Linked DNA regions of Homo sapiens: region 1 is linked to region 2. Evidence: read pairs that join two places in POLR2A ChIA-PET (ENCODE). Cell type or tissue: HCT116. All regions are shown on one strand. Links, peaks and the distances in the headings refer to the core of each region. The heading gives the core; the rest is flanking DNA.

Region 1 (4,397 bases), core at 255-4,254, 87 kb after region 2:
ATATTCATAACTTGAGAGAAATACTCCATTTACTTCACTATGGTACTGTTTTACAATCTGAAATTGACATTGTTGAATCCACTCCATGGTGTATACATTTTGGTGCGTTTTTGAGTACTTGTACTAGATCTGTACTGATTCTTTCAGAATTTTGCCCAGTTCTCCTTGGGAACAAACAGCTGTTGGGAAGTAGTTAGGAGGTGAGGTATAATTTAGCATTTCAAGCAAACTGAATAGGTCCTTATAGATTCCAGTCCATGATCTTGGGTTTAGTCAATTGATTAGAGACCATCGCAGTTCACATTCTTCAATGAGACACTTGAACTTTGTTTCAGAGTCACGTGCTCACCAAAAGCACCAGTAGTTAATTTAAAAAAAAAAAAGGAAAAAAGACCTCAGTTTCTAGTACAGTAAGGAAATATGCTAAAAGAGAACAAATTGCATTTGTTGAAAAGTCAACTCAGTGCTTGTCCTTTACAGATAGCTAATTAGGAATGTTATCTATTAATATGGATAGGAAACATGAAAATGGGCCAGGTGTGGTGGCTCACACCTGTAATCCCAACACTTTGGGAGGCTGAGGCCAGTGGATCATTTGAGGTCAGGAGTTCGAGACCAGCCTGGCCAACATGATGAAACCCATCTCTACTAAAAATACAAAACTTAGCTGGGCATGGTGGTGGGTGCCTGTAGTTCCAACTATTGGGGAGACTGTGGTAGAAGAATCACTTCAACCTGGGAGGGGAGGTTGCAGTGAGCCCAGATTGTGCCACTGCACTCCAGCCTGGGTGACAGAGTGAGATTCCATCTCAAAAAATAAAAATAAAAAAATAGAAAACATGGAAATAGAATGTTTTCTCAACTTCTTCTTTTTCAAAAAATATACATTATCTGGATGAAAGAAGTCACAGTGACCAATAAATATAATTAAGTGATGAAAAACTATTGGATACTCAAGTTTGAAAATTTGTGGAAGTCACATAGTTCTTCCAGAGGCTCCACCCTTTTATAAAAAAGAAAAAAAAACTTTGAACAAGCATAGACTCTGAGCAGGCACTACAGCAACACATGCTTTCTATTTTCAAGGTATTCATTTTTGATTTCTGAACACCTGCACCCAGTTCTTCACGTGTTGCTTACTTTGCTGTGTTCAATGTCATAAATAAGTTGGTCTGGTGTTCATATGGGTAACTGAGAGCAGAGGTTATATTTTTTATTATAGTCACCACAAAACAGAACTACAATCACCATTTGAATGGAAGCACTTAATGATAGTTTATTACCTACCTTGACTTTTTTCAATGCTTCACAAGTCTCATTTTGGGCACAGTTCATCAACGATTCTTCCACTTTTGTGAACCATGTTGTTATGTCATTAATAAACTTCTCCACTTGTGTACTTTGAGCCGTGAAATCCTTCAGGGTTCCTTTTGCTACTTCAGTTATTTCTTTGGCATGCTCCAGTTTCTGCATTAAGTCTGCTTCTATAAACTAAATATCAAGCAAGATTTCATCAATATCTCTGAAGACCAGAAGAATACTCATTCAGTAGAAATTCTGTTCACGTGCAGCTTAATTGTCAAAGCCACACAAGTCTCATCATGGAAGCCAGCTCCAATGTTAATATGCCTTTCCAAGAAGGAAAATCAGTGGACACAGTTGCCAAACACATGAAGTGATGGGCAAATAGAAAGAGGAAGGATTGTGTTAACACTGGGTGGGAGAGTGGAAGCTCTAACTGAGGTTCCAGGGAAGATGTGAGAGGGCATTCTGAAAGTAGAGCTAGACCTACCCAGAATTCCCAGGTGGTGACCAAAAATCTGCTCTTGATTCTCCCTGGAAATACCCATTGTCTGCTCAGATGTAACACTATCTGGGGCAAACATCACTGTAGGATTTTATCATAAAACAATTTTATTTTTGTCCCCACTGTTGCTTTAAAATATTGAGTGGGGCTAGTTATTCTCTTTTCCCTGGATGATATAGCTGAGGAGGGTCGACTTCTATGGCCCCCTAGTTAGTCAAAGGACATATAGTCACTATACATTGAAAAACAATCTCAATTCCACAATTCAAACATCCTGGCCTATTTGGTAATGAAAACTTTGAACTTAACTTAAATTGAAGGCTTCTATTCTTACCCCCACCTCAGATCTGCTGGGAGCAGGAGACCAACAGTGTGGAAGGGAGTAAATATCTTTCTTTCTCTTCCTTCATTTTATTTCTATTCTGCCACCCTGTGTAAGGCTTCTTTCTCCCATAGGCTCAGACTGGCAGGAGGCGGGTGAGGCATTCTGACTCACTGGATGGGCATCTGTGCCCTCTAGGCCAGGCAAGGTTTAGCATTCATTCCTCCTCCCATAGGCCTTGGTCTTGTGTTTTTCTGACTTTTTTCATGCTTGGACTTCCCAGTGAAGTTCCCTAGACACGACAGTGCGCTGTTCTTTGGCTCTTTACTTTCTCATTCCTCAGCCTGGAGGCCTTTCTTTAACTTCTCATTGCTAAGGTCTGTTTATCCTCCAGATAGCCTTCTTAGGCCACCTATAATATCCTCATATGGTGGTCTCTTCCTTTCTTTTCCTCTCCTGGTTCATATTTGGGCCAGAGTGACCTCTGGCATTTACCTCCAACTAACTTTGAGGTGCAGGACCCCACAAGCCATCATTTATCCTTTGGCAAATATAGCAGCAGTTAGCCAGCCTGTCTGTCACTTTTAGGATTCTTTGGGGGATAGAGATCAGACTCCCATGCCTGCCAAATGCAGGGGACAAATATCCTGTTCTTCAGGTGGCACTGCCGGAACCCTTCTGCCTTGAGGTAAGGTAAGCCACCCCCTCACCTCTTCCTTGAGTATACATAGGGGTGCATGTATGTGCACACGTGTGTGTGTGTGTGAGAGAGAGAAAGACAGAGAGAGAGAGAAACAGAGAGAGAGAGAGAGAGAAAGGAAGAAAGAGAAGACTAGAGTACACCAATAACTCTCTGAAGATCCTGCTCAACTCTGTAAAAGTCCAACTGTTAACCATTGATATCCCCAACACAGGCGGCATGCATAAGGACTCTTTATCTTTTTTGCATATGGATAGCACCTCCTTTGTGTCTTCTTACTTCACACGAAACTTCTAGCATTCCTGTGCATGTATATCATCCCTAATGGTACTGCTGAACAAGCAGTCTCAGGTCAGAGCAAAAGCATAACTGATCAACTAGATTGATTGCTTAGCCCAAAGTAGCAAATCAAAGAGAAAGCACAAGAAGAAGAAAGGAAATGTAGAGAAAATCAACAGAAGCAGCAACACATATGGAAGCTAAAGGGATGCAGCAGAAACCTGAGCCTGGAGCCAGTGGGGCTGCCAGCCAAAAGAGACCCACCATGCTGGATGCTTCCAGGGCTTGGGCACTGAAGTAGCCCAGGTGTTCTGACCAGTGCTGATCTACCCTGGCCTGCTTCATGGTTCCCGTGGATTTGTGCCATCTGAAGGGCCGTGAAGGGAGGTTTATAGTGGTGATCCCTCTAAACCCAGTTATTCAGTAACAGCATTAGGAAAATATCAATAAGAACATCAACATTCATAAGAAGGGTTTCTAGGCTGGGCGCAGTGGCTCACACCTGTAATCCCAGCACTTTGGGAGGCTGAGGCAGGCAGATTGCATGAGCTCAGGAGTACAAGACCAGCCTTGGCAACATGGCAAAACCTCCTGTCTACAAAAAATTTAAAAAATTAGCCTGCCATGGTGGCACGTGCCTGTAGTCTCAGCTACCAGGGAGGCTGAGGTGGGAGAATTGCTTGAGCTTGGGAGGCAGAGGTTGCAGTAAGCCGAGATTGCACCACTGCACTCCACCCTGGGTGACAGAGTGAGACCCTGTCTCAATAAACAAACAAACAACCAACATCAAAAACACCAAAAAAAGAGGGGGTTCTGTTCCTGTCTAGACATGAAATGGTCCATGAGGCAACTTGGCTGAAATGCTTCCGAAATTCAGTAGGCAAAAAAAGAACTACCCTTATTATAATATTCGAGTTGGAAATATGCTATTAATACTGGCTGAAGGAATGTGGAAATATATTAATATTTTGACTCCCATGTCTGATACAATCCACATGTTTCCTTGGAATTATGGTGATGATGATAACATCGAGGACATATAAAGGAGATATACATATATATGATATATATATATGAGATACATATATAGATGTATATGAGATATATGTATCAGATATAGATATATACGAGATATAGATATATGAGATATATATATATACACACACACACACACACACAGAGACAGAGAAAGTCTAGTATATGGTAGTAATTACAAAATGGATGGAAGTCTAGTAGTTATTACAAAATGCTTACCTGAAGGTCTGGCGGTGTTTCTAGATTTTTAGTTA
Region 2 (4,397 bases), core at 83-4,082:
TATATATAAGACAACAAAGCAAAAAATCACGGCGGAGATATGCTCTGCAAGGGCCTGTGACAAAAGATTGTTGATCTTTGTGTAACTGCTGTCTTCTATAAGAATCTATGTTAAAATTATTTTTTAAATATAGATCCAAGAATGCTTTTGTTCTTAAGATACCAGGATATCAGGACATTGCCTGAGTCTGTTATTTCCCAGATCTATTAAGGCCTGGGTATCTTCAGTTAGCATTATCAACCTGTCTAACCATAATTATTCTGTGACTAAGAATGCCTGACGTGGGAATGCTACCCAATAGGTGTCATCCTCATTTACCCAGCCCCTATTCAGGCCCCTACGAAGTCACTCTGGTTCTCACATCTCTGACATTAGAAAAAACACAATGGATTTTCTTTTCTTTTTTTTTTTTTTTTTGAAATGGAGTCTTGCTCTGTGGCCAGGCTGGAGTGCAATGGCGCGATCTAAGCTCACTGCAACGGCTGCCTCCCAGGTTCAAGCGATTCTCCTGCCTCAGCCATCCGAGCAGCTGGAATTACAGGCACTCCCAACCACGTCCAGCTAACTTTTGTATTTTTAGTAGAGAATGGGGTTTCACTATGTTGGCCAGGCTGGTCTCGAACTCTTGACCTCAAGTGATCCACCCCTCTTGGCCTCTCAAAGAACACAATGGCTTTTCTCACAGTGCACTCTTTTTAAATAAACACAGGCTGCTTTACTTCCTAAAGGGGGCACGTGAGAACTCACCAAAAGAGTCTACAGTCTGCGTTCTCTCTTCAGCTTCTGAGCCAGATCATCTCAGGACCTGGTGTCTTTTTCACTGTGCCCCATGATGCAGTCAACCCACCCTACTGCTCGAGTCATAGAAACCTGGGAATCATCCTTGACTCCTCCCTGTCTTTCATCGTTGACTCCTCCCTCTCTTTCACCCAATTCAGTCTCCAAATTGGAGAATTCCAGCTGCTTAGTATCTCTTGACTTTGTCTTCTCCTCCTAATCTCCAAAGAGAGGCCTTGTCATCTTCTACTGAAATACTGAAACCATCTTTTATATTGTCTTACTGTCCTCAATGTGTTTTCCAAAGGCTGCTAAATTTGCTTTCTGAAAATACAAGTCTGAACTTGTCCTTTGCAGGCAGAATATCAGTTTCAGAGGCTTCAGAGTGACTTCAGGATAAAGTCCAAATTCCCAACAGACTTTTAGGATCTTTTTCTTATCTCTCTATTCTTATCTCTTATCCCTTGTACCAGCACCAGAAAACACTCCTCACATTTACTGCTAGGATTTCAGCATACATTTTTATCTAAACACATTCCACAAGTAGGCTGTCATGTTTTTCAGGACTCAGCCCATCATCACCTTTTCCTGAGAAGCCTTTCTGCACTTTCCTCTTAAACCCCTGGTGGGCGGTTGGGTTGAGCACACTCCTGTGGGCTCCTTCAGCACCTGGGCCCTCTGTCTTTGCACAAATCACACTATATTGTACTGTTTCCTTCTATCTGTCCCCTCCCCTAAATAATCAACTCCCTGGGGTGGGGACAGGGAATATCCTTTGTACCCTAAATGCCTAACCAAAGTCCTAGTTTGGGAAAGGACTGTATGTTTGTTGAATAAATAAACAAACGCTTGTATTCCCAGAATTTGGGGATGCCAAGGCGAGTAGATCGCTTGAGGCCAGGAGTTTGAGACCAGTCTGGCCAGCATGGCGAAACCCCATCTCTACTAAAAATGCAACAATTAGCCAGGTGTGATGGCACGTGCCTGTAGTTCCAGCTATTCAGGAGGCTGAGGGACAAGATTCACTTGAACCTGCCCAGGCTGTAGCTCAGTGGCGTGATCTCGGCTCACTGCAATGATGACGAGGTTGCAGTGAGCTGAGATCACGCCACTGAGCTACAGCCTGGGCGATAGAGCGAAATGCTGTCTCAAAAAAGAAAAAAAAAGTCATGATAACCTTAAGGACTTCATTATATTTTATTATATGCAAATATTTACTTGGAAAAAAATTATTTCACATTTAAGTTTTCTTTAAACTTTCACTACAGTTATTAATACTGTGGAAAATATTTTCTATATTTTGGATTGTAGCCATAAAAAGGAGTCCAAAAGGAGCCAACAGGCCAGAGTAGTAACTTTTTTTTTTTTTTTTTTTTTTTTGAGATGGAGTCTCACTGTCACCCAGGCTGGAGTGCAGTGGCATGATCTTGGCTCACTGCAACCTCCACCTCCCGAGTTCAAGCGATTCTCCTGCCTCAGATTCCTGAGTAGCTGGGACTACAGGTGCCCACCACCATGCCCAGCTAACTTTTGTATTTTTAGTAGAGATGGGGTTTCACCATATTGGCCAAGCTGGTCTTGAACTCCTGACCTTGTGATCCACCCACCTCGGCCTCCCAAAGTGCTGGGATTACAGGTGTGAGCCACCGCACGTGGCCCAGAGTAGCAACATTTTTGACAATCACCATACATTTTGCCAATTATTTTTCAAAGAGATTTTACCAGGATACCAGCAATGTTTGAGAGCTCTCACTTCCTTAAATATGAACTTGAAAGAAACAGTATGAATGTGACAGTTAAGTTTGTCTTTCTTCCTCTCTTTTTTTGCTGAAATTTGCATTTCTAGACTTCTAAGGATGTTGGCTTTTTTTCATTGTTTTCAAATCAGTGGTAACTTAAGTCCTGTCTGTTCATATCTAAGCATATCTTAAAGCAAAAGATTGGAGTTGCTTAAGAAAGACATTGTGGGAAGAATACGCAAGATTGATCAGAGAAGAAAGACTGTGAATATAGGGAAAAATTAGAAGCTGTTAAAGCATTCCAAAAATGGAAAAATGAGGCTTTGATCTAGAACCCTGTAAACAAGAATGGAAACAGGGATTCATTTAAAGGCCACAAGGATACATAAATAATATAAGAGACAAAAATCTAGAATACTCGATACCCATGTAACTCCTATAAAAGTCACCCTATATTTTATTATATGATAACTAGCCTATTAACTATCTGTGTCTAATTTAAGCTTAAGTTACAAAAGGATGAAATAATTTCCTGGATGACGTGACTGACAGAAAAGGAACATTTTTCTCATGTAACTTCAGAGGAAATGAACTAACATAGCCAGCATGTGATGTGGACTCATGGCTTGCTCTGGGCTGCCCGACCTCCTGTGGAAGGCCAGATGACAGGCCTGGGTGAGGGCTGAGGGAGGAGGCGGGAGATCTCCCACTGAGCACCTGCATGTGCCAGGCAGACGTTTGCACGTGTGTACCTTAAACCACTTGATCTCATAAGTCTGAAATACGAATATTATTTACGTCTTCATACAAATGATGAGAAGACAGAATTCAGAGAGGCAAAGCATTCTGCTCCAAATCACACAGCCCTGCATGGCGGAGCTTGGTTTTCCCACCAGTCTGAGTGTGGAGTCTAGAATCTTTCCACACTTCATTGCATCTCTTCACAGGAAAGAATTTCCCACCAGATCCCTGCAGATAATTATTTCAAAGAAGCTACAGAAAATGAGTTCTACAAGGCTGATTGGTTTGGGTCTTGGTGTAAGGTAGGTTTAGGGAAGATCAAGGATATTTATTTATTCAATTTCATGAAATTTCATGAGAAGCTCCTTTCTGTCCAACTACTGAACAACTTAGGGGTACCTTAGCATTCTTTTTATCTGGTAGCTCCAAAAATTTTACATCACAGCCCTCTAAGTGTTGTGTCAGTCTACCCAGTTAAATCAAATTGCCCTTGGTTACTTTTTAAAGATTATTTTTCCTAAGGTTACCTGATGCAAAATATATTGTTCCCGAAGCTGGCTTGCAGAATTCCATGCAATAGTTCCATGAGCCAAGACTTTAGCTTTTTCAATCCACTTCAAAATTAATTCAAGCATTTCATTGTATTCTTCTAAATGTGATGCTGCCTGAAAAACCAGTAACATTAATGTAACAAATGTAAACTCCTCAGTTTCTTGAGCTATAAATCAGTCTTCTCTCTCTTTGGACACAACAGTCTTAGGGGTTGATCATTATAATACCTATGATATTCAATGGTATCAAAAGATCGTTTCCCTGTTAAAATCTGTCAAAGCTTTCTCAGTGACCTTAGGATAAAGCTCAAGTTCTTAATATGATTGAATTATTCCTCTTTTTCTTTCTTTTTTCTTTTTTCTTTTTTTTTTTTTTCCAAGGTCTTACTGTCACCCCGGCTGGAATGCAGCAGCTGGATCATGGTTAATTACAGCCTCAATCTTACGGGCTCAGCCTCCCACCTCAGCCTCCCACGTAGCTGGGACCACAGGCACGTGCCAACCATGCCCTGTTAAATTTTTGAATCTTTTGTAGGTTTCACCATGTTGCCCAGGCTGGTCTCAAACTCCTAGGCTCAAGTGATCCTTC

The links. ChIA-PET counts read pairs that join two places held together with the same protein. Peaks named below come from ENCODE experiments on the same cell type or tissue, not always from the same donor. Only the 100,000 strongest peaks of a DNase experiment are listed, where the experiment ranks them.
Region 1: POLR2A ChIA-PET joins it to region 2 with 5 read pairs; 2 of 35 experiments call an interaction of 5 or more read pairs at or near these places.

Annotation. Positions count from the first base shown.
Region 1 is chr6:152,399,851-152,404,247 of GRCh38, forward strand. It overlaps SYNE1 (spectrin repeat containing nuclear envelope protein 1), which reads right to left. Exons shown (of 146, transcript NM_182961.4): 46 at 4,363-4,397; 47 at 1,288-1,491. It overlaps SYNE1-AS2 (SYNE1 antisense RNA 2), which reads left to right and starts at 2,396. Exons shown (of 2, transcript XR_007059819.1): 1 at 2,396-2,817. In HCT116, for the core only: no CTCF peak of the experiment used is centred there; a DNase peak (open chromatin) is centred at 2,301.
Region 2 is chr6:152,313,065-152,317,461 of GRCh38, forward strand. It overlaps SYNE1 (spectrin repeat containing nuclear envelope protein 1), which reads right to left. Exons shown (of 146, transcript NM_182961.4): 87 at 3,785-3,922. Among named protein-coding and RNA genes, the nearest start is that of SYNE1-AS1, 65 kb to the right of the region's middle. In HCT116, for the core only: no CTCF peak of the experiment used is centred there; no DNase peak of the experiment used is centred there.